Regions from separate parts of the Homo sapiens genome. Here region 1 is linked to region 2. Evidence: chromatin contacts called from ENCODE Hi-C data. All regions are on one chromosome and are shown on one strand. Each heading gives the region's core, a stretch centred on a gene start or an enhancer-like site at or near the end of the contact. The rest is flanking DNA. Distances are from core to core; before and after follow the strand shown. Region 1 holds the start of CD99 (CD99 molecule (Xg blood group)). Region 2 overlaps DHRSX (dehydrogenase/reductase X-linked).

Region 1 (5,546 bases), core at 2,155-4,654, 370 kb before region 2:
TCACTGCAACCTCTGCTTCCCGGGCTGAAGTGATTTTCCTGCCTCAGCCTCCTGAGTAGCTGGGATTATAGGCGCTCACCACCACGCCCGGCTAATTTTTGTATTTTTAGTAGAGTCGGGGTTTTGCCATGTTGGCCAGGCTGGTCTCGAACTCTTGGCCTCATGTGACCCACCGGCCCTCGGCCTCTCAAAGTGCTGGGATTTACAGGCCTGAGTCACCGTGCTCGGCCTAAAGTAGGGAGTTAAATGCAAAGCAATCAACTTTTACCAGAGCCAAACGCGCTGATGGAAAATCAAGGCAAACTCGCTGGATGATAAAACCCACTTCCTCTGCCCAGAAACATTCTCCTAATAACTTCCACACACACCCACAGGGGCAGGAGACAAGAGCTCTGGAGAGAGTTAAAAAAAAAAAAAAACAACGAAGCCCACACTTGCTCTACTGGGGCGAGGGAATCCTGAAGAGGCCTGGTATTGTTCAAGAGATGTCGGTTCCGTAGATGTTTGGAGTTTTTCAAACCGCACAGGCCGCTGTGCCGTTGCCCCGGGGGGTGGGGCAAATCAGCCTTTGCCAGAGAGCAGGGATGCATCGGATGTGTGCGACTCTACTGTCGGGACGGCAGGCTCCTAACTGCAGGGGCAGCCCTGAATCAGCGCATACATGCAACTCCCAAGCCCTCCTCAGGGTTTTCCACCCTCAACACCACTGGCATTTGGGACCAGATGAATTCTTTGTGCTGGAGGCCGTCCTGGCCCTTGAAAGATTCTGAGCAGCTTCCCTAAGCTGCCCCACCCATTGCAGGATGGTGGGATGTCCCACCCCAGGGTGGCAACCAAAAATGTCTGCAACCATCACAAAGTGTCTCCTCGGGGCCAACGTCGCCCTGTGGGGACATCCTGCTCTCTACAAAGCTGAAGCCTCCTCTTTTCCTCTATACACCTCCCTCTGTCCATCCATCCCTCACCACATCCCACCTGTACCCCTGAGAATTTATGAAGGAACCAAGGAACACAGGGTCCCCAACACTCTGAGATCAGGCCAGAGCTATCAGCACCAGTCTGAGAACCTACTTCAGGCTCAACGGGGTTTTGCAGCCTGATGCACGTTGCTATAAGAAAGTGTGTTCTGAGCATCACCAACTCAAAAGTCAACTTTCCCGATGAAACGTGTATTAATATTATTGGGACAGGCTGTTTCTGTCTCCATCTCTAGCAGGGTCAGACTGCAAAGAAGGGGTGAGAAGCGTCCCTCAAGGAGATCCATCAGTGCTGACGGCCAGGCCCTCCTCTGCAATTGGAAGGATAGGTTGGCCCCTGTTATGCCCCTATCCCACTGCTCTTCCCTACCCACCCACCCCATAGACAGGTACTCTTCCCTTTACTCAAAGCATCAGCAGCTGGAGTTCCTAAGCCCAGTCTGCTTCCAAAATCAGGAGTTCCAGATGAACACTGCTGTGGGTTTAAAAACTGTGCAACGCCAATGAGCCGACATCGTGCCACTACACTCCAGACTGGTGACAGAGTGAAACTCCGTCCAAAAAAAAAAAACCACCACCACCAACAAAAACAAAAAAACTGTGCAACGACTTGTTTGGGGCTTAGAGAATATAAGGCTTTCCACTCACTCTGCTCCAATGACCTGGAACGCCAGACCAGCCGGCAAATCTGTCCCTAGGGCTTCAAAATCCAGCCAAGCCCCTCACCAAGATTTACCACTGGGAACCCCTGAGTTATTTCGTGATGGAACTATAAAGGTCCCTGTGGCCCTGTCTCCCGTCTGCCTGTTCAGATGCCTCTGTTCTCCAGGAAACTGAATTCTTAGGCCACCAGCACTCCCTTGGATATATTTCCCTGACCCCAAGCCCACAGTAGGTGCAAAAGAAGGAAGGCAGGCATGAAGGATGAAGGAATGCATTCGCAGAGAGACAAGTGAAAAACCCGTTCATCTGCAGGTGCCTGGGGAACAAATGCAGCTGATAAAACCCTACAGAGCCATCCCGTCCGTGGTGACAGGTTGCCCGCAAGAAGGACATTTAGGAAGAAAAGGGAGAAACAGGAAGCTCTGCTTGGAACCTCCCCTGCAGGCTGGAAAGTCCTCCAAGTTTTCCTCTACGGAGCAGGCTTCATTATCTCTAATCTCTACCAAGTGAAAGCACAATTTCTAGGATACCCGGGACCCCTTTAAAGAGGGTGTAAATCCATTAGCAACTCCTCCCTAAAAATAGAGACCCGGCCTAGTCACCGCAGCTCTAGGCTGAGCTAGATCCTATCAACACAAATCGGGCCTCCTCCGTCCTCCCCAGGGCCGGGCGTTCCCGCGTCTCCTTCCTAAATACGTCCAGCCCTGATAAGGCCCGTCCTGAAGTCCACACTGCCCGCAAGCCGGTCTACTTAAAAGCCTGCCCATACGAAGAGCAAAAAATGCACTGACCATTGAAAAAAGAATTTATAACATGAAAAAAGAATTTATAACATACCACATCCGGCAGGGTCTCCGTTTCCGTTTCAAAGGGAGGGAAACAGAAAAACATGATTAAAGTAATAATTAGAAATAGGCCCGGTTTAGGGCGTGGGAGGGTGACCGTGGCTCTTTCTTCCCTGCCCACTTTTTCTGTTTTCCGAATTCTCCACCGCCGCAGATGGACAATTTGGTAAGCACACGTTTCTTTCTGCGCCCCGTGTTGCTTGGCGCACAGCACGCGCTGAAATTCCCGGAGCCCGCATCCACAGAGTATTTTTGAACATTTTCAGGGCTCAAAGTTTTTTTCTAACTTTTCCTTCCCTTCCCCCCACCACCCGGGTCTCAGGCTCCTAGCGATTCCAAATTTAGGCCCGGGACGCAGGGCGTGGCTGTGACAGGCAACTCCAGGGCGGCCTCCGCGCGCGGCCTGAAGACGCAGGTCCCCAAACCCTGGGGGTAGATAACGGGGTGGGGTGAGGGGCTCATGCAAAGGGAGAGAGATCTGTAAGAAGGTCCCCTAGATTGGGAAAAATCGGACGCACCTCTCCCAAGGCCGCCCCACATGTAAGAGTTTGCAACTCCGACAACAAACGCTGACTTTTCTCTCTGGAACGGCTCCAGGAAAAGCGTTGGGGAGAAAGTGGGCGCCTCCTCCGGGCCTGGGCCCCCGTGGGCACAGCGCGTCCTGCCGGGCAGGGAGGAGGCTCCGGGTGTCCCCGCGGGGCGCCCCCAACGCCGCATCTCAAGCGGATCCCCAGTCCCGGCCCGCGCCCTCCGCGTCCCCCAACCCGGATCCCTCCGCTCGCTCACCCGGGGCGGCGACCAGAACACCCAGCAGGCCGAAGAGCAGCAGCGCCAGCGCAGCCCCGCGGGCCATGGTGCGCCCAGAGCGCGCAGGGACGGTCCCGGAGTGCAGGGCGTGGGCGAAGGCGGCAGGACAGATACTCCCCCACGGGCCGGGTGGGGCGAAGCCCGGGGACTCGAAGGGGGCGGGTGAGGGGAGCGGCCCTGCAAGCTCAGCGCCGGCTGCGCCCGCCCCGCCCCGGCCTCCACGCGCGCACAGAAGGGGCGGGAACGCCGGGCCCGGGGAGGAGACAGAGGGGGTAGGCGGGCGGGGGTGGCCCAGGCAGCGCCGAGGGGAGTACGGTACACGCCCCGCCCCTTCTCAGGAAACTGCCCACGCCCCCTCACCCACCCACAGGGCCGTAGCCAGGGCGGCGCCGACCCGAAGCAAAGTGAACTACAACGTTCTCGGGAAAGTGCGGGTCCCTCCCGGTTTACAGCCCTCTGAATGCACGCCCGAGGGCGGCCCTTAACTGTAGTGGCACAAAACTGCCGCCCTTCTTGGAAACATAGAGCCCCCTCTCCCCACTCGCCCCTGCAGCCACTTCTCCGCCCCTCACCCCCTGGTCTCCAGTGGGAGCAAAAAAACAAACTTTCCCAGCAGCTCCCCTGCTCGGGAAAGTGCGGGTCCCTCCCTGTCTACAGCCTCCTAAATGCACGCCTGCAACTGTAGCGACACGAAACTGCCGCCCTTCTTGGAAACGTGTAGCCCCCCTCCCCACTCGCCCCTGCAGCCCCTTCTCCGCCCCTAGCAGGGACCCTCCCCTGCTCTGCAGTGGGAGCAGAGGAAACTCCCGGCTCCCCTGCTGGGAAAAGTATGGGGGCCCCTCCCCGCTGCTCACCTCAGGGAGTTCCCCAAGGGGAGCAAAGTGCAATCCTCTCCCTGCTCAGGAAGCCTAGGCCCCCGCTCCACAGGCAACCCCCGTCCCAAGTCCTTTCTAGAGCGTCCGAGCGCGGGGTGCGCAGCCGGGAGGGTGGCGGACGAACCCTTTGCGCCGGACCAAGGACAACCCTTGGAGTAGCCTCTGCGCTGGGGCAGTTTCTCCCCAGAATCCCCAGGACAAGGTTGGGAGTGGGGACTCCTGGTCACGGGAGTTAGTGAGGGGCAATAGGGAACGAGGTGCCTTCTATCTGGGGCACCTGGGCCCTAGTCCTGGTCATGGGCGACTCGCCTTCCAGTGGGCTTTGAGTTTAGACACCCTCCCGCGCCACTGGCCACAGCTGCAGTGCAGTTGTCGCCCTTCCCACACTTAACAATGTTATCTGTTAACACCTAAGCCTAAAATTGTATCCATTTTCCCGCAGGGTAGTGGAACAACTTTGCAGCCTGACAAATAACCCTGAATATTCTTGCATTCCACACTTCAAACTGTCCACGAAAAGAGTCAAACTAGGCCGGGCGCGGTGGCTCACGCCTGGAATCCCAGCGCTTTGGGAGACCGAGGCGGGTGGATCACCTGAGGTCAGGAATTGGAGACCAGCCTGACCAACAAGGTGAAACCCTGTCTCTTCTAAAATACAAAATTAGACGCGTGTGGTGGTGTGCACCTGTAGTCCCAGCTACTCAGGAGGCCGAGGCAAGAGAATCGCTTGAACCGGGGAGATGGAGGTTGCAGTGAGCCAAGATCAGGCCACTGCACTCCAGCCTGGGTGACAGAGCGAGACTCCGTCTCAAAAAAAAAGAAAGAAAAAAGAAAAAAAGAGAAAGGAGTCCAACTCTAACATATTTGAAGAGATTTATTCTGAGCCAAATATGAGTGACCATGGCCCATGACACAGCCCTCAGGAGGTCCCGAGAACGTGTCCTCAAGGTGGTCGGGGTGCAGCTTGGTGTTATACGTTTTAGGGAGGCATGAGACATCAATGAAATTTAAGAGACACATTGGTTTTGTCCAGAAAGGCGGGACAACCCAAAGCAGGAGGCTTCCAGCTTATAGGTAGATTTTAGAATTTTCTGATTGGCAATTGCTTGGGTTTCTTTAAAGTCCTGGGATCAATAGAAAAGAATGTCTGGGTTAAGATAAAGAATTGTGAAGACTCAAGTTCTTATTTGAACAGGAACCCTTCCGGTGCTAGGGTCAGAGAGAAGAGGTTGTAAAATGTTTCTTCTCAAACTTAAAGGCTGTGTGGATGTTAACGCCGGAGAGGCACCGGGAGGCATGTTCAACCCCTGCTTCCCGTCACGGCTTGAAACACTCTCTCAGGTTAAATTTTTAAAGAGCTCTGGCTGAGGAAGAAGTCC
Region 2 (5,370 bases), core at 1,613-4,112:
CCTCCTCTTTTTTTTTTTGAGACGGAGTCTCGCTCTGTCGCCCAGGCTGGAGTGCAGTGGCGGGATCTCGGCTCACTGCAAGCTCCACCTCCCAGGTTCAAGCGATTTTCCTGCCTCAGCCTCCCAAGTAGCTGGAACTACAGGTGCGTGCCACCATGCCTAGCTAATTTTTTCTATTTTTAGTAGAGATGGAGTTTCACCGTGTTAGCCAGGATGGTCTCGATCACCTGACCTCGTGATCCACCCACCTCAGCCTCCCAAAGTACTGGGATTACAGGCGTGAGCCACCACACCCGGCCTCATCTCCTCTTCTTATAAGCATCCCAGTCTTCTCGGATTAGGGGCCTCCCTGGTGACTTTGTTTTACCTTAATCACCTCTTTAAAGACTATCTCCAAATATGGTGACATTCTGAGGTCCTGGGCGTTAGGGCTTTAACATAGGGATTTGGGAGAAGGAATCAGCCCATCACAGCTGTGCATTCTAAGACTCCAGTGACTTTGTGCTGACAATGGCTTTTCCTTGGGTAGCTCTAACCAGATGGTCTGGCTGGGTCTATCTTGAGTCTAGTGACTCCCACCACGAGGCCAACTGAGCAGGGTGGCCAGGAAAGCCTGTGGCCTTACAACAAGGTGATGCTCACCTGCAGCACACAGGCCATCACTGTAGCTCTGCTGGCTTTATTCTTGGGTTTATAGTGATGGCTTCTTTCTGCCTCTGCCTCCCTTGAGGCATCTCGTTTCTGTGGTTGGAGTACTGTGAGCCTAAGAGACAGAGAGCATGTCCACAGTCAGGCTTCCCTTACTTGCTTCAGTAGCATCTCATGAGTGTTTCCAATGCATTCAGGGAGACTCTTCTTCACTGAAGGAGTCAGATCCATTTTGCAGCTTTGCTGCTTGGAACCTTGATGGAATGGCTGAGTACATGGCCGCCAGCGTCACTCATGCACGAAAAGTGTTGTTGAAAGCTAATAGAAACTGAAATCTGGTCGGGCACGGTGGCTCACGCCTGTAATCCCAGCACCTTGGGAGGCTGAGGCGGGTGGATCACCTGAGGTCAGGAGTGCGAGACCAGCCTGGCCAACATGGCGAAACCCCATCTCTACTAAAAATACGAAAAATTAGCCGGGCATGGTGGCAGGCACCTGTCATCCCAGCTACTCAGGAGGCTGAGGCAGGAGAATCGCTTGAACCCTGGAGGTGGAGGTTTCAGTGAGCCGAGATTGCGCCATTATACTCCAGCTTGGGCAACAAGAGTGAAAATCTGCCTGGAAAGAAAAAAAAAAAAAAGAAAAACTGAAATAGAAGATTTCCCTTCCCCCAGTTCACTTTGACTGCGCTAAAGTAATTTCCTTTGAGGGCAGAGAGGACACGGATTGCTTTGGGCATACTTCAAAATGCTACTGTCTCCCTAGGAATATTGCAAAGTGGTTACTTTCCCCCAATAACACACAACTGGATATTTCTTTGATCTTCACCCTGGGAACCTGGTGGAGCTCCCGGAGGTAAAATTTGTGAAAGTACAAGGTCCCCTCTAAGATGGGCCCCCAGAAGTTTTTCTGTTGTTGTTGTTTTTTGAGACAGAGTCTCGCTCTGTCACTCAGGCTGGAGTGCAGTGGTGCGATCTGGGCTCACTACAACCTCCACCTCCCAGGGTCAAGCAATTCTCCTGCCTCAGCCTCCCGAGTAGCTGGGATTACAGGTGCCTGCCACCACGCCCGGCTAATTTTTGTATTTTTAGTAGAGACGGGGTTTCACTATGTTGGCCAGGCTGGTCTCGAACTCCTGACCTCAGGTGATCTGCCCGCCTTGGCCTCCCAAAGTGCTGGGATTACAGGTGCGAGCCACCATGCCTGGCCAGGAGTTTTTAACTTACTTAGGCTTGTCCACTGTCAGCCTGCAGCTGTTTAATAATTACCCTGCAAATGTGTCCATCAGGTGCTGGCTCCAGCAGGAACTCCTAGACAAGCACAATTCCACTTGCCACCTGTCTGTCCAGTCTTCAGGCAGCATTTCGTCTTGTGATCTCTATTTTCTGATGGATCGCAGAGTTGCTGATTTTCAGTATGTTCTGCTCTTTGCCTATTGTGAGGATAGGAATTAAAATGCGCAAGCTCTCTACATGTTAGTGAAGTGGCTACGTTGTCTGGGGTATATACCCTGGGGTTCGTCATTGGGCATCAGGAAAATTTAGGACAAAGACACACACGAGGAGTTTAGGAGTGGAAGTTTAATCAGGAGAAGAGAAAGAGAAATGGTTTTCTCTATAGAGAAAGGGGTCTCCGAGCGGAAAGGACCAGCTGGCACCAAATGTGATGGATTTTATAGTCCAGTTTGAGGAGGCGGTGTCTCATTTACATAGAGCTCAGAGATTGGTTCCATCAAGCATGGCATTTACATAGCCCACAGGAAAGGCTGGTTGCCCACCCTAATCGTTTATGCAAATGGGCTTTGTAGTTGGTCGGGGCTCTCCGAGAGATTGGTTCCATCAAGCATGACATTTACATAGCCCACAGGAAAGGCTGGTTGCCCACCCTAATCGGTTATGCAAATGGGCTTTGTAGTTGGTCGGGGCTCTCGGTCCTGTTTTTCTTACTTTACATGTGGCTGACAAAGAGGAGGGAAGATGGAGCCACTGTCTTGAACGTGTCTAGTCTCTAGTTCCTGCTGGGAAGATGGAGCCGCCGTTTTGAATGTGTCTAGTCCCTAGTTCCTGCCGGGAAGATGGAACCGCCATCTTGAACGTGTCTAGTCCCTAGTTCCTGCCGGGAAGATGGAGCCGCCATCTTGAACGTGTCTAGTCCCTAGTTCCTGCCCGGAAGATGGAGCCGCCATCTTGAACGTGTCTAGTCGTTAGTTCCTCCCGGGAAGATGGAGCCGCCATCTTGAACGTGTCTAGTCCCTAGGTCCTCCCGACATTCACCCGTACAAGCTCCCAGCTGGCTTGTGTATGTCTGCAGCTCGACTTGACAGGCTGTTCATTGTTAGAAAATGACTTGGGGCTGCTTTTCGTTAAAGAGAAAAGCTGCCGGGCGCAGTGGCTCACACCTGTCATCCCAGCACTTTTGGAGGCTGAGGCGGGTGGATCATTAGGTCAGGGGTTCGAGACGAGCCTGACCAGTGAAACCGCGTCTCTACTAAAAAAAAAAAAAACAAAACAAAAATTAGCCGGGCTTGGTGGTGCGTACCTATAATGCCAGCTACTTAGGAGGCTGAGGCAGGCGAATTGCTTGAACCCGGGAGGCGGAGGTTGCAATGAGCGAACATCACGCCACTACACTCCAGCCTGGGCGACAGAGCGGGACTCCATCTCAAAAAAAAAAAAAAAAAGAAAAGAAAAAAGCCTTGCCGAGGACTCCCATACCCTTACTGTCTGCCTAAGTGATTTCTTCTTAACTCCTGTATCACTGGCAGACTCTGAGTTGCCTGTTGGGTGGAGTACTATATTGCCGAGTATCATGACTGTATTAGATGTGAGGGAGACAGTGTGAATAGGACATGGTCCCTGAAGAGCACAGAGCTTTCACCTGGGGCTGGGCGGAGCTTCTGTCCTATCCAGTGTTATGGAACCCTTGCAAGCACAGGTCAAGCAGCTCAAGGGCTGGAAGACGTGCACACAAAATCCAAGGGCAACGTTGGAAAGAGGTTTAGTGTTTCTTAGAAAAATGCCAGAAGGCTGAAGAAGTGGGGGCCCCGAGCAGCTCTGAAGGGTGTGTATGCAATTAAACTGAAGCCAAAGGCTGAGAGAGAGGAGTGAGAGCCGCCTACGGAGCTCTGTGCAGCTTCATCATAAACTCACAGACAGGCTTCATGCAGCGCCGTCTCAGTGCATTCAATGTTTGGATTCCACATGCATGCGTCCTCAACCCCCTTGCAATGCTGTTCTCCTTGGAGGGAAATGGGTCCTTCTTACCCTATCACATGCAGGTATCTGGTCTACCAGATAAATGTGTGAGAAATCACCAACAAAGCAGAAATTACTTTTAATTACAAAGCAGAGTCATCGTAAAACTTTGTGCAAAATCTTTTTTTTTTTTTTTTTCCAGACAGGGTCTCCATCTGTTACCCAGGCTGGAGTGCAGTGGTGTGATCATGGCTCACTGCAACTTCAACTTCCGAGGCTCAGGTGATCCTCACATCTCAGCCTCCCAAGTAGCTGGGATGACAGGTGTGCACCACCACACCCAGCTAATTTTTACTATCTGCTTAAGTCATTTCTTCTTAACCCCTGTATCATTAGAGGAGAAACCGGAAGCCCCTATTTTTGAAATTAGTAACCACCTATCACCTAAAATTCCTCTCATTACTGTGACGATAATGATGATTTTTTCGAGACCGGATCTCACTCTGTCACCCAGGCTGGAGTGCAGTGGTGTGACTGTGGCTCACGACAGCTTCAGCCTCCCGGGCTCGAGTGATCTTCCCACCACAGTGTCTAAAGTAGCTGGGGCTGTAGGTACGCATCATCATTCCCAGCTATGTATATATTTTAAATATTTTGTAGAGATGGGATCTTCCTCTGTTGCTCAGGCTGGTCTTAAACTCCTGGCCTCCAGCAGTCTTCTCACCTGGGCCTCTTAAAGTGCTGGGATTACAGGCGTGTACCACCGTGTCTGGCCAAAAAACATATCTATTCTGGGGTTCATAGTGATGCTTGTTTCTGCCTTGGCCTGTCTTGAGGCATCTCACTCCTGTAGTTGGAGTACTCTGAGTGTAACAGATGGAGAGTATGTCCACACCCACTCTTCCCTCACGTGTTTCTGTAGCATCCCGTAGGAGTTTTCAAATGCATTTGGAGATGTATTCACCCTGTGACAGATTCAATGCATCTCTACAAGGCAGAATAGCTCTACCATGGTGTGGCTATGGCGCTTGGCTACCTGAGTCTTTATTCTGCCTTCCAGGTGCTTGTTGGTTGGATAACTTTGGGTAGGTTCTTGTACCTCTTTGAGCTTCAAGACTGTCTTAGTCAGCTCTGGCTGTTGCAAGAAAATACAGTTGACCTTGATACAAAAATTAGCTGGGTGTGGCGCCTGTAATCCCAGATACTCAGGAGGCTGAGGCAGGAGAATCGCTTGAACCTGGGAGGCGGAGATTGCAGGGAGCCAAGATCACACCATTGCACTCCAGCCTGGGCGACAGAGCAAGATTCCATCTCAAAAACAACAACAACAACAACAAAAAACTAGAGTTGACCCTTGAACAATGTGGGAGTTAGGGGCGTCACACACGTCCCTGGCACAGTTGAAAATCCAAAGATAACTTTTGACTCACCCAAAACTTATGAATATCCTATTGTTGAGCAGAAGCCTTATCAATACCATAAAGTCGATTAACATATATTTTGTATGTTTTATGTATTGTATACTGTA

Evidence for each region. A loop is a pair of places that touch in the nucleus more often than their neighbours do. Pooled maps may share reads with other maps.
Region 1: a loop to region 2 is called in a map of sigmoid colon, with 3 times the contacts of the local background. The contact joins the promoter of CD99 here to the enhancer-like site in region 2. A Hi-C loop is called at or near these places in 2 of 168 maps with a recorded cell type or tissue (Right ventricle myocardium inferior and sigmoid colon) and 10 of 50 pooled maps.

The regions. Positions count from the first base shown.
Region 1 is chrX:2,689,153-2,694,698 of GRCh38, reverse strand. It overlaps CD99 (CD99 molecule (Xg blood group)), which reads right to left and starts at 3,404. Exons shown (of 10, transcript NM_002414.5): 1 at 3,272-3,404. The coding sequence starts at 3,338.
Region 2 is chrX:2,322,728-2,328,097 of GRCh38, reverse strand. The region is part of intron 3 of DHRSX (dehydrogenase/reductase X-linked); the gene reads left to right. The region is part of intron 1 of LOC124905239 (a long non-coding RNA gene); the gene reads right to left. Among named protein-coding and RNA genes, the nearest start is that of DHRSX, 180 kb to the left of the region's middle. Within about 2 kb of position 2,862, at least 14 of the 41 ENCODE cell types and tissues checked have a DNase peak (open chromatin) inside an H3K27ac peak, as active enhancers do; they include sigmoid colon, where a contact is called at or near this core.